Regions from separate parts of the Mus musculus genome. Here region 2 is linked to region 1. The links are chromatin loops, found by intact Hi-C in ENCODE. Cell type or tissue: gastrocnemius. All regions are shown on one strand. Each heading gives the region's core, and the rest is flanking DNA. Links, peaks and the distances in the headings are about the cores only. Region 1 overlaps Prkce (protein kinase C, epsilon). Region 2 overlaps Prkce (protein kinase C, epsilon).

The links. Peaks named below come from ENCODE experiments on the same cell type or tissue, not always from the same donor. Only the 100,000 strongest peaks of a DNase experiment are listed, where the experiment ranks them.
Region 2: it touches region 1 in a loop (2.2-fold over the local background); 6 of 42 quality-filtered maps call a loop at or near these places.

The regions. Positions count from the first base shown.
Region 1 is chr17:86,529,439-86,544,863 of GRCm38, reverse strand. All of the region lies in intron 10 of Prkce (protein kinase C, epsilon), which reads right to left. Among named protein-coding and RNA genes, the nearest start is that of Gm30284, 92 kb to the right of the region's middle. In gastrocnemius, for the core only: a CTCF peak has its summit at 8,877 (motif pointing left); DNase peaks (open chromatin) are centred at 9,613, 10,307, 11,421, 11,880 and 1 more place; H3K4me3 peaks cover 1,255 bases; H3K27ac peaks cover 3,653 bases.
Region 2 is chr17:86,588,271-86,603,695 of GRCm38, reverse strand. All of the region lies in intron 11 of Prkce (protein kinase C, epsilon), which reads right to left. Among named protein-coding and RNA genes, the nearest start is that of Gm52297, 74 kb to the left of the region's middle. In gastrocnemius, for the core only: no CTCF peak of the experiment used is centred there; DNase peaks (open chromatin) are centred at 5,650 and 8,352; H3K27ac peaks cover 4,388 bases.

The DNA of each region.
Region 1 (15,425 bases), core at 4,344-12,343:
CATGGGTGCTTACAGAAACAGAACTAAAACAGCCTGTGTTTAATTTGTCCACAGCCCTTTTGTTCCTGGCTATCTGGAGAGGGGAGATGTAGACGTAGCAGGTGAGAGTTGCAGGGTGGGCTGAAACCTTGGTGAGACTCCAGGTTGACAATTCATATAGGAGGCTGGCCTACCAGGGCAGAACTCCATTCTCTAGCAGATCTGTTAGTGCTGTGAGTTGGTGGTGGTGGTGGTTGGGTGGAGAATGGAAACATAAATAAGCAACCTATGATCTGACTGTAGTCCATACCTGTTGGCAGCCTTCTCCTCACCAGACTTCGCCATTTTTTTTTTCCTGACAGCTTTTCTCCATGCTCATCTCTACCTATACAGTGCTGTGGTCAAAATCCTCTTCCAGCTACTGACTACTGGGGGGTCAAGGCCTATTTAGCTACATCCTGACTGATATGAACTTGGCAAACCTCAGTACCCATTTCCCCTACCTGTGAAACAGAGACTCAGCTGTAAGTACTGAAGCTATTAAGTTATTTTTATGGTAGATGCCTGGTCATTAAAAACAGAACAGGAAAATAATTCTGAATTCTCACTCCCAGTGGGTCACTCTGTAGTTGCACGGGGCTTGGGGATAGACCACGTTCAAGGCTGTTGGCTTATATTTAAGGAAGGTTTTCAAAATGTCTACTTGGAAGAATGACAGGCTCCGGTGTGGTAAGAGTCTATACTAAAAGTTCGATTTTACTAATTATTAGAAAGACTCCAGGGTGGAAGGTGGAACTTAAGAGGGCAATGTGGTTCAAATGATTAGGGTCTCCCCAGTCCATTTGTAGCAAACCACCAAGACACACACATTCCTGCATGTCCTGTATTTGCCAACAAAGAAGAGGCACACCTGTTTGGAAGGAAGTCTTTGAGGATTTTTTTTCCTACCTTGGGTTTTTCTAACTCTAGGCAAATGGGAAGATGGTTAATGAGCAAAGATGAACACCTACCAACTACAGGCGTTAAAATCTACATTTTTAACATTTAACCCCAAGAAACAAAGGAGTTGGTTGATATGCTTAAGGCCACAGTGCCAAGTAAGCCGATCAGCCAGGGCTGCAGGCCGGGTCTATGTTCAGTGCCTCTCAGCTCTGCCCTCATACTCAGAGTCACCCTCTACGCGGTTCCACAGAACTGTCAATAAAGGTTACACTTAAATATCCAAAATTAACATGTGCGGCTGCAGGCATCAGGAGTGTGTGTCTCGGGCTCGACATTAAGTTATTTTATTCTACTCACATCCTTTTTATAGCTGTATCACGGGTGTCTGGAGAAGTCTAAATTTTATGACAAATGCTACAAAAAATGAATGCTTTAAGACAGGGAAAGTTGATTTTAAGAGGTCATGAAGCATACAAATATATTTTATGTTTTAACTTATAAACACAATTATAGGTGTCTATTTTTGTTTGATTTCAATATCTTCCTGCTAAATGCATACGAGACATGAAACAGAACAAAACAACAAAACAACAACAACAACACCCCCAAATCCTCCTTGTAGAAGTACACCATAAACGCATGGCCTGTCCAGATCCGCTCAGGGCCTCTGGTCATCTTTCAGAGACTCCCTCTGGCAAGAGTGACAGGGCTCCCTGAGCTGTCAGTGATGGGCAGAGTGGAAGCTTTTGTGCTGCATGTGGTAGGTAGCAGGTGTGTAAGAATCTGGAGGGGGCGGTCAGGTCAAAGCCACCCTCCCTGCGAGACTCCCCTGCTGGCCTCTCCATTTCTGCTGAGAGCCAACAGAGCCCAGTGAATCAACCACGGTGCTTTCCAGACTCCAGTACATAGAAAACTCAAATTGGGAACTTTCCAAAAGCAGATTCCTGGAAAATAAATCCAAATCCCCAGTCCATAAGTCTACGCTGAACCCCCAAAACCCGGCCTCTCTACCCAGCTCCCGGCCAGTGCAATGTTCTCAAGTAGAGCTCCCACTTTAAATGGTGAAAGTTAGCGTGCATCCCCAGCCCCGAGTCCTCTGGTAAACTAGATTGCAATCTGAGGGAAGAGGGCGTGGAGGAGGGAGTGAGGGAGGGGAATGCATGAGGACAGAGTACGTGAAGAGGCCACAATGGCATTCATTACTTTGTATGTTGACCTAAAACCTTCACTTAAACAATCCAGTCTGATCTCCCCAACCTCCCGATGGGAGCTGACTCCCAAATCACCACTACTGGTTACAATTGGGGCTTCTCAAGTCTCCCGGGGAGCGCACCAAGCCCTTCTCTACACAAGCTTTCCATTCTCTTCTTGGTGCTATTAGTTTCAAATGAAGGCAGCCCTATTCTGAACTAATGCAGAGACCTTAACCTCCCGTCTGATTATTAAGCCCACTTGGTACCTGCCAACCTTATGTCATACCTTACATTCTGATGTCAGAGATTGTTATTTAGTCTGGTGGTGGTGGTTTGGTTTGGTTTGGTTTTGCCCATATTCCAAATGGGTTTTCACAGTTCTTAAAGTCCTTGCATGAAACATTCAATCTATAAACAATTACCAAATAGATGTGTTTACCGTATCTTTACTCCACATAGCTGACACTGAGCTACCAATGTGAGTGGACACCATTTTGTAGACACTCAATGCAGCAACATATTAAGATCTTGACTCCCAAGAGCCCCTGGTCTGTCTTTCTGAAGCCTTTACTAGCAGAACGGGCATGCTTACAGTCCAGATGACTGATTCCTCAAGGGATTCACCCAAGCCAATGCCTTCTCTTCAGTCTCCATGTGGACTAAGTTACACTCTTGTGTGACCTTTCTGTTTTGTAAATCTCAATGGCTGCTCCTACATGTCCTGGTTAGTTTTATCGTCAACATAATACATGGGGGCTGAGGGGATCTCAAGAGAGGAATTGGCTCATCAGACTGACCTGTGGGCATTTCTACAGGCCATTTTCTTGATGGCTAATTGATGTAGATGGGTTTTGCCCGCTGTGGATGGTGCCATCTCTAGGTAGGTGGGTTTGGACTAAATATGAAAGGCAACTGAAGGGAAACAAGACAATAAGAAAAACGGGCAGTGGTAGCACATGCCATAATCCCAGCACTTGGGAGGCAGAGGCAGGCGGATTTTGGAGTTCAAGCCCAGCCTGGTCTAGAGAGTGAGTTGAGTTCCAGGACAGCCAGGGCTACACAGAGAAACCCTGTCTCAAAAAACAAACCAACAAACAAACCAACAAATAAAAAGGAGGTGCCCTTCCAAGGGCTCCAGTCCCTCCCTCTGTGATCTCTCACTTGGAGTTCTTGCCATGGCTTCCCTGAGTGATGGCTGTGACCTATAAACTGAAACAACCCCCTTTCTCCTCAAGTTACTTTCGGTCAGTGTGTTCTATCAGAGCCACACGCTACCTACCCATCAACAGTGCAAAGTGGGAGGCAAACCATTCAAGGGTTTTCCATTGTCTGCCGCGTTCTTCCTCAGAGAAGGGTGGGATCGTTAAGCCAGTCTGGAAACCCTCCACTCAAGCATAGAATTATGTAAGAAGGGTGTGTACTTGTGCAACACTGACCTGGGAGCATTTAACGTTGGTCGCTGGCTTACTTCCCGTGCATGCTACCTTTACGGTTCGCTTTACCTTGAATTGCACTGTCAGTCTACCAAGGCAGGAGGATGGCTAAGTAAGGATCAAGTTAACCGGTTTCTTAGAGATAAGCCAATCCTTTACCTTGGACCTCCAAGAGCTGCTTTAGACTCACTGGAGGCTTTGAATACGGCTTGTAAATACCAGTCTTCAGCAGGAATTGTGTGAGCCTATGCTAGGTGCCAGCTGAATGCCTCCAAGGCTCATCCTACCTGTTCCACAGTTTTCTCTCAGAGCACCAGGTCATATCTATGCTTTCCTGTGTAGGCCAGGCCCAAACCCCATACACAGAACATAAAGAAAGGACAAAGAAGATTGTGAGACAGCAAAGCCCAAGGCCAACAAAGACAACTCACTGCCTGGGGCTCAGTCTCTCCAGAGCTGGCAGCGAGGTCTCTCAGATGCCACCTCAGGCTGTTTCTCTCAGCTTTAAACTGATGCTTTAAGCACCACTCATCTCTCACCACACCAAACCATGAGAGCCAAACTGCTCAGAGGAACAGAGGCTCACTACACAGTGCACAGCAGTCACTCGGCACCGATTCCAGTACAGTTTGATGATATAACCCTCCCTTTCGCTCGTGTGTGATGTTGGATGAAACCGGGACTTCACTCACGCTACATCCACGTCTTATAACACTGCTCCATGCCCTGCCAGCATGGGGGTATTAAGGACCAACTGGGAATTTATCTTTTGAAAGAAATCTATTGCTTGAATGATACATTTTTAAGATACTTTAAGAGTCTGCATTCTTGAGTACTTCAGTAACATCCAACTATTTTGCAAGCAAGGTAATTAAAAATTACTCATCTTTTTATTATTTTTAATCTCATCTACCTGGAAGCAGTTTATAGCAGTTCTAACTCCTGACCATGTATAGAAGCAACACCGCTTCTTTGAATGCATCCACAGAACCGGAGTCAGCCAACAGCAGTTGTCCTTTGTCATGTATCTCTGTTTGGATGAGATAAAACAGTGCCAACTTGGTCAAAATACCAAAAGCACGGACTGAAACAAATATCCGCAAGCACTTCCCTCTAACCCTGAGACAGACCTCGCCGCAGAACTAACTATTCCACCCCATCAATGAAGCCTGCGATGCGGTTCCCACGGACTTCTAACCAGAGGTCAGCCAGTGACAACAGTTGCCTGCCGCTTACCAGCACAGACAGAAACTTCTGCCGTGCTGTGGTCATCTGGAAGGGAAATTTATGAGAGGCAGAGACAGATGGGTCCGTAAACTGCACCCCGCACAGCGGCGATAACTTATTTTCACAATTCATTTGAACACAATGTAACGGGTAATATGAGGTGGCCGGATGAGCGTAAGTCTGGAGTTCTGAGCTGAAGCTGATGGCCTCCTGGCCTCTTTCCCTGGTAACTGCAAAATCCAAATGCCAAAAGGCTTTGACCAGTTCTATCCTTCCTTATCTATTTGAGGAGCAAGGGAGGGAGGGGAAGAAGGTGAATCTCACATATGTGGCTCCCAGCCCCTAGGGCCTGGAGGTGACTGCAGCTAAGCAGGCATCCCCATGGGTGTGTTGGGGAAACAGATCCAGCGAGACAAAGAGAAGGAAGTCACAAAGGTTTCCGCTTCCCCAATGTTACAGGTTTTATCTCATCATTCAGCAGCCTGGAAGTCTCTCCCCTCTTATGTACCCCCTTCTATGTCAGGGCCTGCCACCTTATTCTCTCCCAGAGAAGGACCGAGGTCCACTTGAAGGCTGGATCTCCATCTCCTCGCCCTTTAGAACGCTACACAATAGCAGAACCTGGAGGAACACTGGACTTTTGCAGATGGGCAGACAAGAAGGAAGGCATACTCTTAAAAGGAAGGGCAGTCCTAAAAGGCACACTCAGGGCTACCAGCTCCAACTGCATTAGGCAAGAGCAAGCAAGCTTTTCAGAAGACGGTATGGCCAGCTAAAGAGCCATTCAGTATGCTCCTGGGATCAGGAATGGAACTTACAATGTCTATGATTACTTATGGACTGGAAATACAATACAGCTATTTTATGGCAACTTTCCTGTTGGAAATAGTTTAATTTCTCTTATCTTTCTTGCTTGCCTTCACCAATGTTTCTGATGCTTCAAGGGCTGGAGAGATGGCTCAGGGATTAAGAGCACTTGTTGCTCTTCTAGAGGGCCTCAGTTTAGTTCCCAACATCAATATCTACACCTGCATCTGCATCTACATCTACATCTTCATCCGCATCTACATCTACATCCGCATCCACATCTACATCTATGAGAGGAAACTCCCTGCTGCCCTGTCTTTAACCCAGCTCCAGGAAATCTGATGCTCTCTTCTGGCCTCCAAAGGCCACACACACACACACACACACACAGAGAGAGAGAGAGAGAGAGAGAGAGGGGGGGGAGGGGGGAGGAGGAGGGGGAGGGGGAGGGGGAGGGGGAGGGGGAGGGGGAGAGGGAGAGGGAGAGGGAGAGGGAGAGGGAGAGGGAGAGGGAGAGGGAGAGGGAGAGGGAGAGGGAGAGGGAGAGGGAGAGAAACTGGAAACTCCAGGAGGCCAGAGGCATTATCTTGTCTTTGTGTGCTCATTAATAAAAGGGGGAGAGAAAGTGGGGTGGCACAGACCTTTAATTCCAGCATCTCCGAGCTAGAGACCGAGATGAGTTCCTGGCCAGCCAGGCTACATAGTGAGTGAGACTCTTGTCTCAAAAACACTCCACAAGACAAGATCTTGACCTTGAAGATAAAGACCCAACAGAAGTATCTAATTCTGGAGTGGGCAAAGCAAAGGGATTCTGCTGACATCTGAAAAGCCGTTTCTCGGAAGTGTAGTTACAGTTTCAGCACGCATGCCCTGAAGTGCGTGGTCCCCGCACGCAGATGGCCTTCCCGCCTTCTGATGGACAGAATTAGGTAAAGCTTTCACTAGCTGGGCGATGCTCACCCTCCAACCCAGGAGCCTAAGAGGACAGGAGAGGTGACTGCGTGCTGTTCGGGGAGTCTCAGAAAGTGGTCGCCTAAGTGACACCTACTTCCCCCCTTGTTGGGAAATAAGGAATTTCAAAAGAATGTGAGAAAACAAGACAGACTAAACTATTGTTTTGGACTAAGGTTCTCAGTGGACTTTCAGAGATAACCACTTCCATATGACCAAAGCATACTAGATAGACAGCATTCTTTTAAGGTGCAGGGTTCAAACAGCCATCTCTCCCATTTTTCTTTCTTAATAGACACCTTTAAAAATTAGGGGGGGGGGGGAGTGTGTGGCAGTGTGGATAGAATCCAGGCTTGGCCACACCACCCGAGCCTCTCCGGTGGCCCCACAGACAGAGCTCACTGGTTATTGCTTAATTCTGTATCGTTCAGGACTATATCACCACTACTGATTGCCATTTAAAAAAAAAACCTATTGAATAGGAACAATTTGAAGAATCGCTATCATAAAACATCAAGTCCCAGCTCTGAAATCGGGCAGAATTTAGATAAAAAATTTGGAAAGGTCAAGAATGTCTAAGGGTCACATAGATTCAAGCATGATCTTGCAAGTTTGGAAAGTAGGTCACCGTCCCCCTCCTTCATATTCTGGTTGCAAATGACGTGTACCGCTGAAGGTCTCAGTAGCAACAGCAATGGCTCCGCCCAGCCCTTATCCCCCATACTCATGGGTAATGGCAATGTCCACAGCCTGGGCCATGACAGAGACACGTGCGAGGATGAAGGAGAGCATTGTGTCACACTAAGGATCCCACAGAAAGAACCTGGCTTGGTGGATCACAAGAGCAACAGAGCCAGAAGAGGCACTAAAGGGACGGCTGGTGCTTAGCAGCCCTTGTAGCTACTGCAGGGGGCTTGGGATCATATCCCAGAACCCACAAGGTGACTCACAAGCATCTGTAACCACTCCATTTCCAGGGAATCCCACACCCTATTCTGACCTCTGCAGGGACCATACATACATGTAGAGCACAGTCATACATGCAGGCAAAACACTCATACACACAACATAAATAAACAAATCTTTTAAAAAGGTACATGAAGTGGGGGGAGAGGGCGCGTCAGGGTGCTTGTGGGGTGACACGTTGTTTACATTTATGATATGAACAGTAAATAAATAAAAGATAGTCTACTAAAACTGTAAATAGAGTGCTGCCTTCTAAAATACTTTCTGTTATCAGTATTAGGCCAGCGCAACATTTTCTAGTTCCCACTGTATGAACTGTCACCAAAACCAGACCATAGGTATCCTAAAAAAATGTTTCCCTAATTCTTCTATCTAATCTAGAAAAGCGATAGCATTCAGTCAGGCTCTGCATCGGGTGTGGGCTGCCGTAACCAGAGCCCCTGGGGCTGGGTTTAAACCCTTTGTTTGCTAGAACTGCCCCTCCGTCATCACCAAATACCTCTTATTAAAGAAAGTATCAGCAGAAGGAAATCTGATTAACTGGTGACTACCAAAGAGTACGGAGTACGGAGGAATGCATCGCTGCGATATAGGCAGCTTCAGTTATCAAAGGAATGAGGCTGAGTCTCTCAGGGAAGTTAATGATTTCCATAGACACTAAAATGTCATTAGCCAGTGGAGAATCTGAGGACCCACGCCTGGGACAGGTATTCACAGAGGAAGGGAAATTCTGTGAAGTCATTACAAATGTATCTCCCGCCCTCTCCCCGGGTTCCTATCGTGAGTTTGATAGGAAAGCGCTGCTCCCGTTCCTACCGAACAGGAATCACCCAGAAGAAAACAGTGAGACCTCAATCGGACCAAACACTTGACAAATTCTTTCTTGTCAGTTTTCAAGATGGTCAGAGTAGCACGGTAGCTGGGCTCTCTATCCTGGGAGCGCGGTTTACTTCTATTTAAAATAAAAACAAACAAACTCGGCCTGTTTCATAGAGCTCCAAACAGCTCTGTCCCCACCGGGTGGGGTTTAGAGCGCAGCTGCAGACACTGTAGTCTGCTTATGAGCTCAGAAATTATTTCAGCGTCTTCGTTTCAAACAGACAAAAGTAGGACCAGACAGGGCAAGCTTCTACGGCTCTGCTTTTTGAGAGCTAGTCCTACTCTTATTTTTCTTCCTGTCTAACTTTAGAATTTTGTATATGAAAGGAAATATTTGCCAATACTGGAAACCAGAAGCTTCAGAGTGTATCCTTCTAGAACGGCACCCGTTTGGTCACCTCGCTCAGTTAAACTATTTTAGGTCTCCAGTCTCCTCTTCCTGCCTGGATGAGTCACAAAGACCCACTTGCCTTGCTAACTACTCTCGCCACCTAGTGGCTGAAATGGTTAACTGCAAGATACTTGGTAAGGTCTGTAGGGAGAAAATTGTTCGCTTTTCTCCATTGGGCATTTTTTTGTTTTGTTTTGTTTTTTGTTTTGTTTGTTTGTTTGTTTTGCTTTTTCGAGACAGGGTTTATCTATGTAGCCTTGGCTGTCCTGGAACTCACTTTGTAGACCAGCCTGGCCTTGAACTCAGAAATCTGCCTGCCTGTACCTCCCAAGTGCTGGGATTAAAGGCGTGAGCCACCACTGCCCGGCCCCTTTAGCCATTCTTAATGTGAATGCTAAGAATCTATCTAGTAAGATGGAGAAACTGCTTGAATATCTATGCATTTTGTTTAAGTGCATAACATGTACATTAATCCTTCAATTTAGTGAAAAGGATACAGGAAATGAAAGGACCTATGGTCAGGAGTGGGAGGGGAAATGCAATCTGCCAGTAAGGAGAGCATTGCTGTGGGTCTCAGAGAACCCCAGGCAGCATCCTTTCCGGCTTTCCCGTTTACTGCTTAGTCCTCAGTTTGTGTCCTGTTTCTAATTCCCAAGCACAGCTTTAGCAATCTAGCGGGACGCTCATGACACACGGCCCGTGGCTTGCAGGAAGAGACTGACTGGATGGAGCAAGCCCATCCATGTGCCAGGAAGACCCACAGGGAGACCACAGCACACTCCCTGGCTCTCAGCCCTGCCTTCCATCTTGTCTTCAGCAGGAGCCTTCGTCTAGCTGGCTCGACTCACGTCCCCAGCCCTCAACAGCACTGTACTCCTAGCAAGGAGTATTTAACTGAAGAGTGAATGGGGGCAAGGTGCCAACAGGACACTCAGGACTGCCAGCCCTGTGCTGAGGTGACCAGGTGGCAGCCCCGATTAGGTGCCAAGGAGGCACTGAAATTTTCTCTAGCATGCATTTTTTTCTTTGTCATTCTGGGTATCAGACCCCGGTGTTCAGGCATGCTGGACAGGTGCTGTCCCATTGAGCTACCCCCCCCCCCCATCCTCAGAGCTAAGCCCAGGCCCCTGTCCACACTAAGCACAGGCTCCAGTACTGAGCTCCACTCCAGCCCGTCTACAGGAACCATTTTAAGGAAGGACTCAGTTTCCATAAACTGACTGAAAGGGCCTCTCTGGGACACTGGGCTAACCACAACATTGGCCAGGGAGGAATCAGAGACAATAAAACAAACTAATTTTTCAAAAACAAAAAACAAAAAAACCAAACAAACAACAACAAAACAAACAAACAAACAAAAAAACAGAATGAAGAGCAAACCATTACAGAAACAAACAAGCAGACCTTCTGTCTGACTGTAAGACTGACAGGTTCATCCGTGAATCCTTGGGTCCCGGGGATGAACACCAGGTAGACACCAGTGAGAGGGTAGAGGGACCCTGGTGAGCCCAAGGTCTTCTGGCTCTGAATCCTCTGCCACAGTGGCCTTCAGGGACCTGGGAGGCAAAGCCATCTTTGTGTGCCTAGCATGAGAGGGCACCACTGATCATAGTGGCTTTCCTGTCTCCCTCCAAAAGTCTCTCAGTCACAGTGACTGTGTGGTCACCTGGGCCATGGTGACTCTGAGACCCACTTCAAGCCTCATCTACAGTGGGTGTCATGACGTATTTGTGAGCAGCAATGATATTCCAGTATAGCAGGCTCCTGGGCTGTTCACACAAAGCTCATGAAGAGGCCAGCCTGTGTGACTTCACACATCATGACTGGAGCAGGAGGGCCTACACTGGTTATCCATTTTGTTAACTTCAGTTCTAAGGGGACTGGAAATACATTTCTGTAATAAACCACTATGTCCTTCAGAGAAAATATATGTTGGACCAAATGGCCCTTCTCTCAACTTCCAATAGTGAATAATTCTGAGCCCAAGAAATGTTCTCATATTCATTAATAAAATATAGAATATGCTGGTGGTTGGGGTGGTGGCACATGCATTTAATCCCAGCACTCAGGAGGCAGAGCAGGGAAATCTCTTGTCAGTTTGAAGCCAGTCTGGTCTACAAAGCAAGTTCCAGACCACTAAGGGTTATATAGTGAAACTCTGTCTCAAAACAAAAGCAAACAAAGAAATGAACGGAACACAGAGTGACTACCATTCAGTTTATTCACTCCGAATGTTTGCTCCCTTTAGATGGTAAGGTTGCAAATGTCCAACCCTGAGCGGAAAGCGATAAGGAGACCTCGTATATTAACCAGACGCACCGTCACCGGCATTCTGAACATTCAACAACTCTTGCTTGTTTGCTTCAAAAATAATTCAGATGCTGCCTTAAGCAGGCAGGTACGAGAGGCAGGCCGGTGGCCCAGGCCAGACACAAGTGCTTGAGAATGCCACAAGGGACAGGCGTAAGGGCAAACAGTCAAGGGCGAACTGCCTCTCGGATTGGCTTATCTCTGCAAAGACCCCATGAGTGAGGGCTGGCCTCCTCCAATCCCGGGGACCTTAAAGATGTATTCTTTTCAACCAGGCAGTGGGACGCTCTGTGCTGTATTGGCTAAGCCATGTTGCTGTTTAAACAAGGTACACGGAGAGGCTCATCCCTGAGTGACGTAAGAGGCTCCTGCTGAGGCAGAAGATTCTTCTGGCCAAAAGGAAACCAAGTGCAGATACATGGAGAGCACACTTTTATTTGAGCTTATCGTTTTAAGTGGTTGCAGGGTTATTCGGTGTGACCTAACCCACGGAGTTAGGGACATCTAGAAGGACAGACGGATTCCATTGCTATAGCGAGCAGTCTTTCTGAACATCTTTACTAGATGTTTTCATCTGTAACCATCCCTCCCCCTCCCCCTGCCCCCTAATGCCTCTTGTCTCCAAGTTGGATTTCTGGGAATTAAAATCCCCACTGCCTGGCAGCTTTGGCCGAACTCTGGTTTGAGCAAACAATGACCTGGATTGGCAACTCCTTCCACCCTTGCCCAGCGAGTGCCAGGGTCGAGAGCTGGATGGGTTGTGAGGCCACCGGGTGCATTGTGTAATCGGCCATGGCCACTACATCCTAGACACTTGTGTCCTCCCAGGAGAGAAGAAGCAGAAGCTACCCCGCCCCCCGCCAGCTTTGTCTACAGCTCTGTGATTGATTCCCTAAGGCTTCCTCTAGATCAGTGAGCCAAGCAGCAGTTCATCAGATCTTTTCCCACTTCAAACCGAGAAAATAGTCCTAGGTTGGGTCAGAATCTACATGTTGCCTCTCCTGACGTTGCTGTCTGGGGCTCTTCTCCCTCATCTGCATCACAGTCATCACAAAAAAACGGCCAGTGGGTAATCCCAAGGGTGGTGTTTATGTTCTGCTCTTCCCACAGGCGGCCCCCACAGGCCCTTGGCGGGAGAGGTCGGTAGCTGATTCTTATGTTGGAGAAGAGCAAGCTAGACTCTCGACAATTTGAGTTTGAGTAAGAAACATAAACTCAAGCAGAACGAAATGCCAGTTCACAGGGCCACTCGGCGAACAGAGTCTTTGTTTTCTTGTGCCAGGTCTTACCGTTCTTGCACTGCTCTATAACAATAATTTTAAACTACAATAAAAGAAGCTGGGAATTCCGGGGTGGGGGTAGGGACTTGGTGGGAGAACAGTCTGTCTGCCCCAGATCACTGTAACAGGGTTTCCCATTTCACATAGCCCCAGTGGAATGGGTTTGGGGAAGAATAACTGTCACTGTGACTTCTGTGGCTTGGTTCTCAGAAGCAATGCATGAAAGAGATGGTACCCAGGAGGGGGAGGCGGCTGCAGCTAAGAGTTTTAACTAAAGAACACTTGTTGTTCTTCAAAAGACAGAAGTTCTGTTCCTGGCATCCTGTGATGTTGGCTCTGGGGGGGGTCTGATGCTGTCTTCTGGATTCGGTGGGCACTTACACAAAAATGCACACACAAATGCACAGGCTCACGTGCAGGCACACACAAATAATAAATTTTATCTCTTCTTAAGGGGTGGACAAATGGAGACTCGGAGGTGGGGCCTGCTAAGACCCTGAACTAGGTAATCTAATTCCAATGTCCGAGCTCCAAAGCCCCTGTGCCCAGTGCCTGCCCTAGGACCCCTCCTTCTAGAACCTTCCTCCCTGCTTCTCACTCTCCCTTCCTCTCTTCTCAGTCCTCTTCTTCACACCATCTCCTCTCTGTTTTCAAGACAGAGACTCACTCTGTGGTTTAGAATGGCATAGAACTCATAGAAATCCTCCTGCCTCAGGATCTCATGTTCTGAGATTAGGTGTGCACTATTGTACCTGGCTAGGAGAAGCCTTTCAATGAATAGATTCAAGGAGAGAGAGAGAGAGAGAGAGAGAGAGAGAGAGAGAGAGAGAGAGAGAGAGAGAGAGCTAAAACTAGAAACACTTAAAACTCAGAAATTGCCGCCAATTTTGTCTTTGCACAATACCTTCTGTGAAAAGGAAAGAAAAGGGATTGGGGTAAGGACCACGCAAACCCTGCCAATGACATATGGGAAGTCAAGAATGGAATGGAAAGTCTCTATAAGGAAGATGTACACCCCACGTAAAAATCTGACAGGAAAGGGGTGTGGTAGGAAAAGATAACAAAGGTTAAAGGCCAAGGACCAGGGATATTAATAGCAAAGATGGCCCAGGGAAAGATCCATGTTCCGTGCCAACAAGCAGCAGCCTGGGCGTCCTACTGGTGTGCTGGGTGGCTTCGGTAGATAGTTTATTTCCATTTTATAGATGAACAAACTAAGACCTGCAATATGAGGCACACTGACAGAGCACAGCAGAGGTAAGTCTGGGAAACTGCTGAGCTCCTGACTCCTGTACTATGAACCTCGAGTGACTGGCACATAATTAGACATACTGAACACCATTCTGATGAGCATACCCGGAGTGAGAGAGCAAGTCACAGGGAAGCCAGTCCTGATGGAAGCCCAAAAGGAACTTTCTATTTAGCAACGTGCAAAAATAAATGCCAGCTCCCGAGAGTGACTGGGACCAGGAAGGGACTGCCCATAGGCCTCATGCATGCAAGGCACGAGTGAGCCTTCTAAGACAGAATAACCATGGAGCTAGACAAGCCCTTAGCCAGGAGTTTTAGCTCTGCTTGAAACGGAGCTGGCTGATTTCAAAGGGACATACTCACACTTAGGATTCTGTGTTCATCTGAAATCACAGGGATTTTAAATTGGCAATGGGTTTTCCTAAGGACTGGAAGTTTGTTTCATGGCCCCGTGACTGTTCTGTACCTACAGTAGCTTTGCACACTCGAGAGTACCCACACTCAGGTGGCAGCCGCTGGCTGAAACAATGTGCGACAGAAGAAAACAACTAGGGGAAGACTTGAGAGGTGCAGCCTGCTGTGCAGCCTCGACTGAACAGGTCACATCTTCAGCTGTCAGTTTCCTTGTTAAATATGAGCTGATGCCTAGGGACTTCTGGGTAAGATGGCTGACTAGCAACCTCACCACTGACACTCAGCGAGAGGAAGCAGCGGCAGTATCTCAGTAAACATTTAGCCTGCAAGGACTGTAACAGGCTCAGCGAGCTGGGACAGAGCCCTTTGTGGAAGCAGGCTGAGAACCACAGGCTGGCTGGAAGCTCTGTCCATGCATGGCCTGACATGGCGGCACAGGCCTTTAACCCCAGGACTCAGAAAGCCCAGGCAGGCAGATTTCAGTTAGTTCAAGGACAACCTGCTCTGTAGAGTGAGTTCCAGAGCAGCCAGGGCGACATGGAGAGAAACTGCCTTGAAGAAAACAACAAAGCTGTCAAGGAGAGAGTCGAAACTCCAAGTAATGCGAGCTCCTCACCGTGGAGCCTCTCGTCACCTCTCACCTCCGCCTGGCCATCTGCAGGACCAGAAGTGAGCGAGGTGGTGGGAAAGGGCTGGCAGGCTCCTGGGATTCCCAGGGAACAGGCAGAGCACCCGAGCTGGAAGACAAGGTAGAAGGACTGAGGCTATCAAAGAAGGAGACAGCTAAAATGGCACGAAGACACAGTTAGAGTTACAGACATGTGTACCACCATCAGACCTACGGAGAGTAGGCGCTGATTATCTCTCTGTATACATCTACTAGAACAGAGAAAAATAGATAACATTCTTATAAGAATTATAACAGCCAAGTTCTCAGAGTGAGACAAAGAGATGACAGACGTACAAGACCAGAAAAGAACCTTCCCTCCACATAGCATAGTTATGGTGCTAACGCTACAGGCTGCAGGAAGCACATTGAAAGCAGCAAGTCATATATAAAAGCAGGGCCATAATTCATTATTCAACTGGAGCTTTAAAAGCCAGGAAGGCTGGGACATATGAATTTCCAGGTCAGAAGGACAGTAGCTGCCAAGCCAGGCTACTCTGACCAGCAAAGCTCTCGGTTATAATTGAAGGAAAAATAAAAACTTTCCATGATAAAAATAGGCTCAAGGAATTTGGGACGACTAAACCAGCTGTATAGAAGATACTTGAAGAATCCTTCAGACTGAGGAGAAAACAAATCCACCCATGAGGCCAAAGGAAATAATAAACCACACTAGAATAATAGCAAGAGAGGAAGGAGGGGAAAGCCAAACACTGCAAAGTCAACAGAACGGCA
Region 2 (15,425 bases), core at 4,865-12,864, 58 kb before region 1:
ATATGATTTCCCTCGAATCTCCGACATGGTCCTATCATCTCTCAGAGTTTAGAGGTGACTCTCTAGACTTTAAGAAGATAGACACTGTACCCCAAATCCCACAGCTAATCTAAGGCTATGGACTCCCACAAAATAAAGTGTAAATCACATCCTCCATGTGTGCCTGGACTGGGTGGCGAAAGAAATCAAAAGGAGCTCCTCCCTCCTGCTCCTCCTCCTCCTTCCCCCCTCCTCCTCTGCCTCCTCCTCCTCCTCCTCCTTCCCCCCTCCTCGTCTTCCCCCCTCCTCGTCTTCCCCCCTCCTCCTCTTCCTCCTCTCCTCTTTTTCCTCCTCCTCCTTCCCCCCTCCTCCTCTTCCTCCTCCTCCTCTTCCTGCTCCCCCTCTTCCTCCTCCTCTTCCTCCTTCTCCTTCCCCCTCCTCCTCTTCCTCCTTCTCCTTCCCCCCTCCTCCTCTTTCTCCTGCTGCTGCTGCTGCTGCTGCTGCTGCTACTGTGATCTCTGTCTTCTCCCAAGGTCCACAATGTCAGGTTCAAAAAGTCCACTTCCCTACTCCTTCCTAACTCACAAAAATATTTATTGTGTGTTACATGGACAGATTTAAACGTTTGCCCATTTGCTAGACTACCTACATCACAAGTGAAGGAACTGCAAAACCAAAAGACAAAACCCAAAGAAGGAACTTTAAGCCAAGGAGCCTAGACACTGTAGGATGGAGCTGTCCATACTGACCTGGTTTAGACTTCATCGGCCAGGGCTCAGGGTTTACCTCTGTGTGGGAGCAGTGGGAGCATGAGGCACGCTGACACTTGACCACTTTAAGACACTGCAGTTTCCGAGTCAGGGGCATGAAGGTAAGGGAACAATAGCTGCCCTGACCGTGGCTCCCTTGTCCGTGTCCACTGCACATGGTTGTGTCTGATCTCCTTACCTGTTTCCGTTGATTTTCCAGCTTCCCTGATGTGTCACTGAGCTGCCTCGTGGTTTCCCAGAAAACTACTTTTCTGTGCAAGTGGCCTGTAATTATGCTTACTGTCAAGAACCTGACCAAATCCCTCCCCTCAGGCCAATCTAAAATCTCCTTAATTTTCATCCTCGCATGCTCCCCGTGACGGCAGCATCTCACTAACCAAGTCTATATAAAGTAGGAGCGATCGCAGAAGGCAGTGTCATGGAGTTGAGACTGGAGAGGCCCTGCTTAACGTCATTCCCACAGCATAGGTGACTCACTCTCCTCTTGTGTGCCTGGCTCTGTGTAAAGGCAGAGCCTAACACAGTCAAGACCAACAAGATCAACACTGACAAGGCCTTCATATTGAGAGGAGGCAGGGAACCATGGTAGTTATTAATTAATTAATTAGTTAATTAATTAATTAGTTAGTTATTAATGGTAGTCATGTCATAAATACCTAGAGCAATGGTTCCCAACCTGTGAGCTGTGATCCCTTTGATGTGGGATGTGTTGGGGGTGTGGTCGAACAACCCTTTCACAGGGGTCACCTAAGACCATTGGTGTGCCCTTTCCCCAGCCTTGAGCAGGCTAAATAGACCTTAAGTGTTTGCCACAGTTGGTCTTCTGCCAACCTAGGGTGGAGGTCTGCATTGCAGCACCTGCTACTTCCTACAGGGGCAGACTGCCTGCTGAGTGTGTTTGCAACATAATCCAGCTGAAACAAAGGATGGGTCAGTGGGCTCCTCCCTATATAAACACAGTGCTGAATATTAAACTTTGAGCCTGGATCAGAAACTTTTGTCTTGGCTTCATGCTTATCTTGCCCGCCTGTCCTTTTTCATTTCTAGCCTCCCTTTCAGGTTCCCAGTTCATCCATGACTGCTGGACAGCTACACATCGGAAGTATCAGACATTTATATTACGATTCATAATAGTAGCAAAATTACAGTTATGAAGCGGCAATGAGATAATTTTATGGTTGGGGGTCCACACTCGAAGAACTGTATAAAAGCGTTAGGATGGCTGAGCACCACTGTCCTCGAAGCTGATGACGATCACTCTTAAGAGCAGTGCACAACGATGCTCTCCAAACACTTATTTACCAGATAGAATCTAAACAGTTGTTTTGACTCCAACTTCAAAATAAAAGGAAGTGCTGGGTTGAATCGTCATACGATGGGCTGTCTTAAACAACATTCTGAGAATCCAGGATTTCAGTTATGTGTGGACAAATTATCAACGATGAATTAACTGCTCAAGGGCAAGGATCAATGACCCTGAGCTGCATAAACCTGAAATCTAAATAAAGAATGGAAACTGAAGCTGCAGAAGACCTGCAAAGGCCCAGGGCTGCAGGCTGTCTGACCTTTGAGCTCTCCTCTCTTCCTATTTGCTCCTAAACTCTGAGGCTAAAGGTCTAGGGACTTAAAATAGCTCTGACTCAGCCTATGCGTTCGGAGCTCAGCAATACCCACGCTTTAGGGGATGTCGTCCGGAACAAGAGCTTCCTTCCTGGTGCAGACTGTCCATGGTCCTCCTGGCCTGTACTCTGGGGTGCTCCTTCCCTACTTCCATGCCTCTGGTCTTTCAACACTCAGTCCTTCTCCCAGGCCTCTTTATCACCCCTTATGAATGCCTATGGGAGGAGGGGAGGCAACTCCATCTTTTGTCAAATACTTTCACAGAGCACTTTTGTGCTATACCTTTGGAGGCAGGACACAAGAAGTTAAGAGAGTAAGAGAGAACCTTCAGGGTAAGGCTTTAAATATGGTATTATATGAGAAATACAGACTTGAACTTCCAGCGTCGAAGATACAAATGCAAGCTTTCACTTTGAGCTTTTCCCCTTGTCCTCAGCCTTTGACTCTCACCCATTCCTGTAGGAAGCATGTGTGGGCTCCCTACAGTGAGGTTCAAGACCTCTCTTAGGGATCCAAGTCACCTGGAACTCATCACAAGCAAACGTGAAGGGTGAAGGTCCTTACTGGGCACTGAGGCTCTTGAAGAAGAGATAAGGGACCACCACCAGGCTCACCACTCTGGACTGTAGAGCACTCCTCTACAGTAGAGCAGGCTCTTAATAAGGACTTTGTGTCTTTAGAATGAACAGGGACCAAGAAGAGACCCAGACAGTTCTTCTTGGTGGAACTCTGTCCACTTCTAAGAAGACAGACACTGTGGAATACTTACTAAAGAAAGACAGGTTGAGCAGTTTTCTTCTGGAAACTTAACATTGCTTGTGCTCAGTCTTTGATGCCCAGCTAACCAAACAACGCTGTCCTGAGACCCACATGATGAGCATTAGCCTGCTGAAGTAACCGTAAATGCTCGGCACTGCAAGCAAGAAAGCTGCTTAAACCTGTACGGAGGAACTTGTCTTAAGTACTTTCTAATCATTTAAAATAAGCTCTCCCCTTATACACAAAAAACACAACTCAATTTCAACCCCCTTCATTCCATGATGGCAACAACCACTTGTAGGTCAGACTTGATTTTTCATGCTTGTTTGATCCAAAAGTGAGTTGTGAGAGACTCGTGTCATAGGCTTAACATAGGCTTTCTAGGGGGATGGGGTGGGGGAAGATCTTCACTCATGTGAGTGTCTCTAATACTGTAAAAGTTGGTTCTGTTTGTTCGTGTTTATTGGCAGCAATGGATTTGGGGGAAAGAAATTATTCAAAGACACTGAAAACAGTCCTTAAATCGGCAGCACTCATCTTGATGAAGTGACTAATGTGTTTCCCTCCTTGTGATGTAAATCTTCCAAGACGGGTTGCTCCCTACCTCTTACTCACAGTCTGCCTGTCACAGCTGAGCTCTGGTTCCACAGGAACATCTCAGATGGTTCCTCCCTCTCAGACAATCTGATTCTCTTCAACTCAAACTTTTAATTTAAATCTAGCCAATATTACCCAGAATGTCTATAGCCACTAATATCACTTCTTTGAAAGAACCTTCTAGACAACGGTATGTCAGGAACCAAACTCAGTCCTCTTTGTTAACCACATAACGGAGGCAATGCCACTTTTCCAGCTGTGGATGGCTGGGTTCTACAGAGTGGGTGAGCTGTTACAGGGTCAGATCATTTTCCTAACATTCTCTCCAAAGAACTTTTCGTGAATGTTTTGATAAATGCAATCACCAGTCACTGAAATTCCTATTTTCTCAATTAAAAAATTATTTTATTATGTACATATGGATATTTTGCCTGCATGTCTACGTACCACTTGCTTGCCTGATACCCATGGAGGCCAGAAGAGGGCAGTGAATCTCCTGAGACTGGAGCTATGGTGGGCTGTGAGCCACCACGTGGGCACTGAGAATCAAACCTGTGTCCTCTGGAAGAGTAGCTGGGGCTCATTAAGCCATCTCTCCATCACTCATATTCCTATTATTTTAAACCCTAGATGCTGACACAGAACTATGCACGGTGAGAGGACTGATCTGAGGAAGGGTTGCAGAGAACAAGTCTTAGGCAGTTAAAGGCTGAAGCCAACAAGAGGTGCATGGTAACAAGACAGCTCCTAAAGATTCTCTGTGTGTGCCACAGCAAACTGCTTCTCCAGAAACAATCCAGATATTAATACACAAATGCAAGATGTTCGTTATCTTATATTTCCTATTTACTTACTTGTGTGTGTTGTGTGTGTGTGTGTTGTGAGTGTGTGTGAGTGTGAGTGAGTGTGTGAGTGTGTGTGTGAGTGTGTGTGAGTGTGAGTGTGTGTGAGAGTGAGTGTGTGAGTGAGTGTGTGAGTGAGTGAGTCTGTGAGTGAGTGTGTGTGTATGTGTGTATGAGTGTGTGTGTGAGTGAGTGTGTGTATGTGTATGTGTGTGTGTAGTGTGTGTGTGTGTGTGTGTGTGTGTGTGTGTGTGTGGAATGGGTTTATTTGGGGCTATGTATAGGAGGATGGATAAAGACATATTTACAAAAGTACTGTATCTTTCTTACCAGGGCTTACACCACTGAGAAAAATGTCTGTCTTCCACTCAACAACTGTCAATTGCCCAGAGTTCCTCCGGAAGGGTTGGGGGTCTCATGTGCGCTCACATAGTATGGGTGTCCACAAATCACAGTGCAACCTCCAAATGCCCAGAAACACAGATGCTAAAGCAGCGGTTCTCAACCTGTGGGTCACGCCCCCCTCCGAGGTTCATGCATCAGATAGCCTGCTTATCAGATTTACATTATGATCCATAACAGTAGCAAAGTTACAGTTATGAAGTAGAAAGAAGGTTGTAAGGTTGAGAACCTTCCTAAGGAGATCTATGGATAGAGACCTATGGATAGAGGTCTCTACTTAGAGAATAAGCAGAACATTATAGGGTAGAGACCAGCCAACTGATCCAGTAAGATTTCCTGGTGGAAGAGAGTCTCAGTGCTGATGTAGGTGCCCCTGACTACATTGCACTGTTGTTGAGAAGAGCTCGCGGGCCTGCAGAGGCGGCTCACTGGTTAAGGGCACTTGCTGCTCTTGGTTCCCATCACCCACGTGGTAGTTGGACAATCATCTCTAACCCCAGTGCAGTGGATCTGATGCCATCTTCTGGACTGAACAGATACTGTGCACACATGGTACACAGACATGCACGTAAGCAAAACACCCATACACGTGAAAGAAAAGTAGAGCTTTCTAAAAAGAGAACGCCTACGGACGGACAATCTTCTGATGGCGGTCACTATGTCTCAAGACACAATGCCTAGATGAAAATGACAGCATTGGCACCCGTCCAACACTAGTGTCTCTTTATTAACAGGCAAATAGTTTGACGTTCCCTTGAAGGGCTGGGGGGTGGCTGAAGTGTGTTGTGGCTACATAGTGTGTATAAGGCTCTGGGCTCAACCTCAACCACACACAAATGAGCAAAGCAGAACTCAGCTCAGTACCTCTGAGCAAGTTCAGTTGGGCAGGGTTGCTTGAACTCAGTCCCAACTTAGGTTTGTTTGCCTTTTAACAAGTAATATATATTATAAACAGCTGTGTTTTTCATGAACTCTCTGCAACTTGAGGTTTAGAAAGGCCCAATCCTTTCCACTAAACACCTAAGACTCTTGAAGAGTGGATAAGTTAGAACCTACATAGCATCCCAATCGCTGGAGATCCAGCAGTGGTAAAGAGACTGAGATATCCTTCTGCCCGCTCAGCCATTCCTCACTCTGGGGTCCTGCTTGGGACACCCTCCTCCCACTCCTTCACCCTCATCATGTCATGGGTCCTAACCGCCTCGGAGATGCCAGCTGTTGCCTCACAGTTGGAGACAACAGCTTCAGACATGAAAGACTCAGCCCCCTAGCCTGTCACTCTGCGTTTCCTTTAAGCAGTGTACAGACAAAGAAAACAGAAGCCCCCGGTGTTTTCCTTTGTAAAGCTTCTCCTTTCCTTCGACTTAGCTATTCTTTTTTTTTTCTTTTTGCCTATGAACTTGAATCAACTTGCTTTTAACTTTAAGTGTCTATGCCGGAGAGGGATTAAGTGACCACGTCCATTGGGCAGTAGTACAACAACCAACAGCGAGACAGTCTGCTGAAGAGCTCTAGAACCTTTCCTCAAAATTTTACTAGGGAGAACAGAACCCAATTTTCCATGGAGACACGTCCATTGGGCAGTAGTACAACAACCAACAGCGAGACAGTCTGCTGAAGAGCTCTAGAACCTTTCCTCAAAATTTTACTAGGGAGAACAGAACCCAATTTTCCATGGAGACACGTCCATTGGGCAGTAGTACAACAACCAACAGCGAGACAGTCTGCTGAAGAGCTCTAGAACCTTTCCTCAAAATTTTACTAGGGAGAACAGAACCCAATTTTCCATGGAGAATACCTGGCTTGACAATCGACAGGAATGTTTCCAGTTAGTAATGGAGTTAAGTACCCGTTTGTGCAGTGAAGAGAGGGAGAGAGGGAGGGAGGAATAGAGAAAGAGAGAGAGAGAGAGAGAGAGAGACAGAGACAGAGAGAGAGACAGAGAGACAGAGAGACAGAGAGAGAGAGAGATGGCTCAGCCGCTAAGAGGTTAAGAGCACTGGCTGCTCTTCCAGAGGACCTGGGTTCAATTCCCAGCACCTACGTAGCAGCCGACACCTGTCTGTAACTCCAGATCTAGGGCTTCTGAGATCCTCACATTGACATAGATGCAGGCAAAATACAGTGAACATAAAGTAAAAATAAATTATATGTTAAAAAAGAAAACAACAGGATCAGGCTCTGCCACACCATATTTATTTAGGTATAGGAACCCCTGAAGCTCTCTGTGTGTGCTTCTCTGTTTTCATATCAAATGCGGGTACTGACAGGTTCCGAGTGTCTGGTGCTAGATGATCTTTTTCTTAAAGATGGCGAACGCTGGAGCTAGAAAGATGGCTCAGTGGCTAAGAGCACCAACTACTTGCTTATCCAGAAGACCCGGGTTCAATTCCCAGAACCCACTAGGTAGCAAGTGTCTGAAACTCAGGTTACAGGGTGTCCTCCAGTGCTGTATGCATGTGGTATACGGAAATACATGCAAATAAAACACCCATACACATAAAGTAAAAATAAACAATCCTCAGGACTTTAGATTAAAAACAAACGGTGAGCATGAATCCCAGGTGTTTGTGGTACACGCCTATAATCCCAGCACTGGGGTGGCAGGGGAGAGCACATCTCTCAGAGTTACAGGCCAGTCAAGGCTACATAGCAAGATCTGCCTCCAAGCAAACAAAATCAAGTAAATGCAAAAATAGCGAGCCTGATCATTAATCCAGGATTTCTTATCAATCAATTGACCAATGCATCTTCGAACACTCCCTTATAAGCCAAGACAATCCCAGGTCTTAGAAATATCCCTTGGGCATCTATAATGTTTCAGGCTTCCTGTGTGGGGCTGTAGAGACCATGCAGGAGTTTGCAGGAATCTGCCCATGGGTTTCAGAGATTGGGAGGAAATGTACTGGCCCCCTGCTGTCAGAGAGAATGGAATGAGAGACTCCTGTCAGCCGGGTGGGGCTGTTTCAGAGCCTGGGGAGAGACTTCCTCAGACTCGTCTTACGCCATAAACAGTTCAAGGCAGTCTGGCTCCAACAGGCCATAAACCATAGTGTCTACAGTGAGCGAGCGTGCCAAGGTAGAAAGGAAAGCCGACCGACTACCTGTGTATTCTTAATCCTTTAAACCCCAAGAACACGGAACCATTTACTGGCATGGACACCCCATAAAAGAAGCTGAAAGGGTGGGGACGTGAAAATGCTTTGGTTAAATTAAGTTTTGATGGCTAAAATGACTTTAAAATACTTTTGCTTGTAGCAAACATTTTGTGTCGAGAGATGGTCTTCTTCAGGGGGAGTAGATATGCGTGGGTTACAGGGACGTGTTACAGGTGACTTAGATGGCTTGCTTTTCATCATTGCCCGAGTTGGGTTTGTAACTGCCTTCTGGACACAGGCGAAGTGCCAGAGTCACACCAGTAATTCCATTAACACATTAATCAAGGACTTAGAAGATGCTAGTTTTTACAGGGTAGATTAATTATTTTTCTTGGCTTAATATATATATTAATATATAAATATATTATATATTATTATATATAATATATACATTATATAACACACACACACACACATATATATATATATATATATATATATATATATATATATATGGGGGAAAGAGTCTTTTGATTTTTCAAAGATGGTGGTATCCTTTGGGGGGAAAAGAGTTCAATACAGTGTGGAAATGAAATCATAAGATTTCCTGATGGGAGAAAGGAAAGGAGGTGACAGGTACAAGTTTCTGCCTTCTGCCTTCTCTGACTCTTACGGTTCAAAAAGCCTTCCAGAACCTGGTCAGACCCTACAGGACGTGCCCACTTGCAGATCTGGCTGTGTTCCACCTAAGATCCGTGGTGGCAGAGGAGGCCTTTGAAACACAGCAGCTCCCGAAGCCTGGGGAATCACATGATCATAGAACTCGAGGGCTGGAGCCGGGGTTTGCTGCCTTGGCAGTACTGATAGCTTGGGTTGGTAGCTCTCGGTTGTAGTACCCTCAGTATGGATGCGCATCTCCTCCATATCCCAGCTCTGCTAGGTTCCAACAGCCCAAGTCCAGACATTGCCAAACGCTGTCCCTAGTGTTTGAGCACCTCGGTGCTAGAGGACCCATAAGAATTACCTGTTCTCATTGAGAAGTACTGAGTTGAGCATATTTCCTCCAAAGCATGGCAGGTACTTAAGTCAGTTCCACTTTCTACCTGAGCAGGGGAATTGAATTTCCCAAGTCGTTGGCTGTCCTGCCAGGATCTCCTAGAATTTTATGAATGAAGACTTGTGGCCTCACAGGTGGACCCAAGTGAAAACCAGGAAATCTCAACATGGCAAATATGTCGTTCTTAAAGACATAGTGTTATAGGCATTGACGACTCTATGTACACGACAGCAACAGGAAACTGTGAATCCTGAAGCCAAAATTAAAACGTGTTAACTAAGTTGTACCAACAGACTGGGTGGTTGTGTTCATTCTCTCCCTGCTAGCTTCCCTTGGTGAGAATCTAGCACACTTCTTTCCTTCTTTCTCTCTCTTTCTTCCCCTCAATTCTCGGGTAGGGTGTCAAGAAGCCCAGGCTGCCCTTGGACTCCTTATCTGTCTAAGGATGACCTAGAACATCTGCTTTTCCTGCCTTCAACTCCCTAGGGCTGGGATTGCAGGATTATGAAAAGCAGTGCCCAGGACCAAACAGCTTTGTGCGCGGTAGGCGAGCACTTAGCACAGAGCTACACTCCCCAGCCTGAGCCAGACATGTCTGTTCTGTGAGAACATCCAGTGTGCTTCTCAGTCAGGTTTGAAAGCATCTCTCTGCAGGCGTGGCTTTATTTGCTAAGCAGTGATGGATGCTAGGAAAGCAATTGTGAGTAGTGTCCTCTCCCCCAGCACATGATACAAGAAGGCATCACGAGAAAACCTGAACCTGTCCTGGGCAGATCGACTTTTGATGCAAGTTGATAGAATTCTCCAACTTCCAGGGCCAATCGACTAAACTTTGAACCGGTGGCTGTGTATTACACGTGCAGAAATTGTATTGATGAGATTTTAAATGCCTTCCTCTCCTTTCTCATTTTATAAAGTGACATCATTTAGCCAGAATCAAGAATGCCGTAAAAAGTACTAACAATCCAGCTTGTTTCTACTGCTTAGGGGTGTGTGTGTGTGTGTGTGTGTGTGTGTGTGTGTGTGTGTGTGTGTGTGTGTGTGTTTGGTGGGTGTAGCTTTGTTTTTCTTTTTTTTTTTCTTTTTCCCGCCACAAAAATAACAGAAGGAAAGCTGCTACTGTAATCAGCAGCAGCTGAAGGCATTTCCTGCGTTTTTATATCAAGCTGGGTTTTTTTTTTTCCATTACATACCCAGTGAACTCCAGTTAGGTCAAATTGGAGAAAAACAGGACCAACTATGCCTCCAAACCCACAAATATGCCTACTTAGCTCTGCTAATTTTATCATGTTTACTGTGGAGTTTTGAGCCAGAGACAGGAAAACCTCGGGGTGCTACTTGGTCTCCTAGGAGATCGGATCCCGGTACTTCCTCCTCCATCCTGATCCTCCTCATTGCCAGCACCCTAAGGTAGAGTGTTTGCTCTATCTGCAGGTTACTCGAAGGGGAGGGGCTTGGATCAAGTCCTACTTGAGGAGAGGGTCCCAGGTTCCTGGGCTCCTGGGCCAGTGACCAGGCTGGGTCCTAACCTTGTTTTAATGCCTAGCTACCTCCCTAAGAAGGGCAAGGTGTTCTTCCCTGTGCCATCCTTCCATGTCCAGCTTTAGCTAAGGCCACCTTTTTTGGTTTTTCTTCAGAGCCTCCTATTAGGAAGCTCTGAAGCCAGCTTCAAGTGTAGGAACCATGGAGTACTATCTCATTTACCCCTGGCTTTTGTTATTTCAAAGCTTTCCAGAAACCAGTATTGACTCTATATGATGCAAAACAAAAAACAAACAAACAAAACAAAACAAAAAAAAAAACAAAAACCTTGTCAGGTTTCTTCTTTAAAAAAAATATTTATCTGGGGGCTAGAGATATGACTCCATGGTTAAGAGCAGGTACCACTCTATCAGAGGACCAGAGAGGACCAGAATTTAGATATCAGCACCAGCATAGGGTGTCTCATAAACTTAGGTAACTCTAGCTCTCAGGGATCTGATGCCTTCTTCTGACCTCTGTGAGCATGTATATACACACACAAACATACACACATAAATATACATACAAATACACTCAAATATAATACACACACACACACACACACACATACATGCATAGAGAGAAAGAGGGGGGAGGGGTTGGAGCTGAAGCGATGGTTCCAGAGTTAAGCTTGAATCGTTATCTTTCAGAATACTCTTGGTTCCCAGCACCCAGGTCAGAACTCTAGTTCTCAGGGTTCTTTACAGACCACTGCATTCACAGGTACATACCTCTCATACACATAATTAAATCTTTAAAAACTGTTTATTTGCATATGTGTGTGTGTGGGGGGGGATGTTTGCATGGATGCATCAGGCCACCACAGGGAGCTTGTGATGGTCAGAGGACAACCTGCAGGAGTTGCTCTCCTTCCTCCACCATGCGTTCTGAGGATCACACTTCCTCCGACTGGGTCTCAGACAGCATTGCCTTTGCTGAGTATCTCTGGGATCGGTCTCTGCATTTTTATAGGAAGTTCAGTGTGGTTTTCCCACAGCTGCCAGGAGCTAGTCTGTCTTCCAAACCTTCTTTGCCAATTTGGTCAGCTTTGGTCAGTTTCTTTCTCCACCTTGACCCACAATCACCCACATATGCATTCTCCTCGGTGGGTGGATTTCTCTAGATTCCTCTGAGCCATGCTTGCCTTCATCATGGGAACAAGTGCTTTATCTCCTTAAAGGACGGCACCACAGAGGCGCGTCTACCTGTGCTGACTGCGTAAAGCCGTCCTCTCACTTAATCCTGTGAGATTCCCTGGCTCCAATCAGTTATTCTTCAATTCTCCATGCCTCTTACTAGCATTTTTTTTTCCTGCGTGTTCTCATTAATCCCTGTGCCCTGTGTTGTTCAGCATCACAGTCTCCCAGACCAATAGAGCTGGCATTGACCTCAGAGGGAGTGGACCCCAGCTGGGAATAGTTTTACAAGATCAAGAATTAGAAACGCTTTTTTGTCCTTCTGCGGTTACTTCAGGTCATGCTATTTTCCAAATACAGGTGGATGGACATTCAAGCCCAAATCTGGCATCCTTGCCAGCACCGGTACAGCCAACAAGCTCCTACGTGTAGCCTGACTCCGTGTCAAGGCATTTGAAAGGATAACAATGGCTTGCGTGTTTCTCCCAAGCATTCTTCCTTCAGTAGTCACCGTAACCACAAGTTGGGCACTGCTGCTATCCAAGCTTTTACATTTTATTTTAATTTAATGACTTACCTTATGTGCATGAGGGTTTGGCCTGCAGGTATGGCTGTGTACCACGTGTGTGCGTGGTGTTGGTGGGGGACAGAACTGGGCATCAGATCCCCCGGAGCTAGAATTATATACAGTTGGTTGTGAGCTGTCTTGTGACTGTTGGAAACTGATGCTGGTCCTCAGAATGCAGCAAGTGCTCTTAACCTCGGAAGCATCTCTCCACCCCTAGCCTAGTTTTTAAGTGAGAACTTGGGGTGCCACAAGGAAGGCCATGTAGCTGTGTGTTGAGGTCCCCTGGGTGTGTCTACCTCACAGCTGTGTGCCCCACTGCCTGGTTGTGGTTGGGCCTTCCCAGAAGGCACCACGAGAGCTGAGAGTTCTGACTGTGATTTCTAGGCTTCATGTGAAACTTTTTTCAGAGTCCACCATTTCAAAGCTACCCCTTTTACTAAATATATTTTAACATATAAAACCGTTTTTAGAAATTGTAGACATAAAGACTGGTCTAAAAACCTAGAGAAGAATATGATTCAAAATAAAAGCTATATTTTTGTCCTGAGTGTAAAATCCCCTGAGAAGAGTATTATAGGATCTGTAAACTCTGACATGTTTTCTTTAAAAACCAAAACCAAGACACTGTGTTTTCTTGTGGCAAAATGGAAGCACCCCCAGCTCCCAGCCCTCACCCACTTTCTGGAAGAGCTTATTTGACAGATTTTACAATTCTTTTGATAGCCAAGACTTTTTCTCTTTTGTTTTAAAAAATAATTTCCCGTTTCACTCAAACACCAAATTGTGTTCTTAGCTTTAAAGTCGAAATGCTTATTTACTGTTTTTCTTTTGTGAAACCTGACTTACAAATTTCTTGACAGTTTTAAATTGTATTTATTTATTAAGTACACATTTGTGTGCATATGTGCATATCTGTGTACCTGTGTATATACGCACGTGCACACATGTGAACGTGCACATGTGTGCGAGTATGTATACATGTGTGGACACATGTATATGAGTGGACGCATGTGTGAATGTGTATGTGTATGTGAACATGTGTGTACATGCACACATGTATGTACATGCCATGGTACCATGTATAAATCAGAGGACTGCTATTGGATGTTGGTTCTCTCTGCTTACCATGTGGGTTCCAGGGATTGAGTCCTTTTATGCAAGTACCTTTTATGCTCTGAACCATCTTGTCAGCCCATTTATACATTTCTTGACTCCTGGATTCCTTTTCAATGATAGAAAAGACACACCATGTAATTGTTTGGATATCCCAAGTGCAATAGCTTCCTGCTAGCTGGCTCTCTTTTTCCTCTTCTAACCAAGCCTCTGCAGGTTTCACTTGCTACTCCAGCTTCCTCCAACTTCAGCACAGGATGTGTCTATGTCTGTTTTCCCAGTCAACCTTTCAGGGATGGCTTCTCCTTAAACAGACATCCTTCTCATAAGCCCTGGGGGAGGGGCGAGCGTGTGGATTACACACCTGCCTCGTGAGCACAGGCAGTCTGCAGGATGGCGATGTAGGCCAAGTCCCAGCACTTGAGGGTGTCATCACTGAGCTGAGGACACACAGTAGGAATTTTGTAGGACATGATGGGGGGACATCTACTCAGGATACTCTACTTTCTCATTTCAGAACTGTTCCAAGACGCCAGCAGTACCAGACCAGAAGTACCAGGCCACCTCAGCATTTTGCCCATCTCCTTTTCATAAGTAGGATGAAAACAGCCAGGCCATGATTACCAGACGGCTTGCTGGTCATGGTGATCCTGTTGGGAGTATAATCCAGTGGATTTCGGTCGCTACTGTTTATGCCTACCTTGTCCACTACTCTGAGAGACATTCCTCAGAGCATCTAGGCTTGTCAGGTTGGTACTATGCCCTGACTGTCTAAGCTACTCTGCACAGCCCTAAATCAGGCACATTAGGGCACCTGAGAGAAGAATTCATGGTCCTGGATCTCCAAGGGCAGACAGTTTAGCTGGAAACTCAATGCTGGAGGTGAGATAGTCTGAGACTAAGTATGCACAGTGTCCCTACCCACACTGGGAAATCCCAAAGCTACCAGGCCTGAGCTTGTTGACCTTTTCAGGAAGCTGCATTTGGACACCCTGTTCTTGGGAGATTAAAAGCCCCATCGTCTAAAGCCTTTGGCCCCTGGTTGAGTAGGAGGGAGTTCTGAATGTTGAGGAATTTCGTTTGTTCTTTATTGAAAAGAAAACAAAGGTGAAGAATCCTACACCAGGGATAAAGGAGACAAAGGCATCACTTTCTCTGGGTGAAGGCCTCCCTCCCAGTGCCCTTCATGATGGGTGCTAGCTATGGAGAGGAAAGCAGCCTGGGTCTGGTTCCAAAGGGGTTCTAATTATAGCTGACTCTTGCTCCAATCTGATCTAAAACACTGTTTTATTATTCAGGCTGACACAGCAAACATGGGAGCTCTGGAGTGAGCAGTAATGCACACAGTTGAGTCCCCTGCATGCCACTGATTGTACATGCACACGTGATGATAAAGGACTCCCTCCCTTCTGTGACTCCCGGGTAACCCACAAGGAAACCCAGGCTTCTGGATGCTTTGCTATCCTCAGTGTGTCCTTCCTGCCATGCGACCTTTGTGGGCAGCACTGGCTGGGTAAACACTTTCCACTGGGTTTTAAGGAATACACATTTCTCTGTGCGAGGGCTGGCTTTTCAGCAGCAATGGTGACTACTTCTTGGGAGCCTGGAGGGAGTAGAAAGCAGTGTCAGCTGACTGCAGCACTCCAGGCTAGGAGACCAAGTCTCAGTACACAGGTCGAGTTCAGACAACTTGGTTAGGCTTTAGGTGGCTAGAGACCCCATCTTCACTGCTCCACCCATGTAGAAGCTGCCAGTTCCCAAGACTGAGGCTGGAACTCCCTTCTTCTAAGGGGGTGGGGTGGGGTGGGAGATCATATATCAAGTGGAGCAATCGTCCAGCAGCATGATCCCCAAGGAGGGCCACTAAGGGCAGGCTGGGAACCTTTAAGGGACTGCGGTCTAGGGTTCCTAGGGGTCTTCTGTGACACATGATCTTAGGAATTGGGGTCTTGAAACACACACA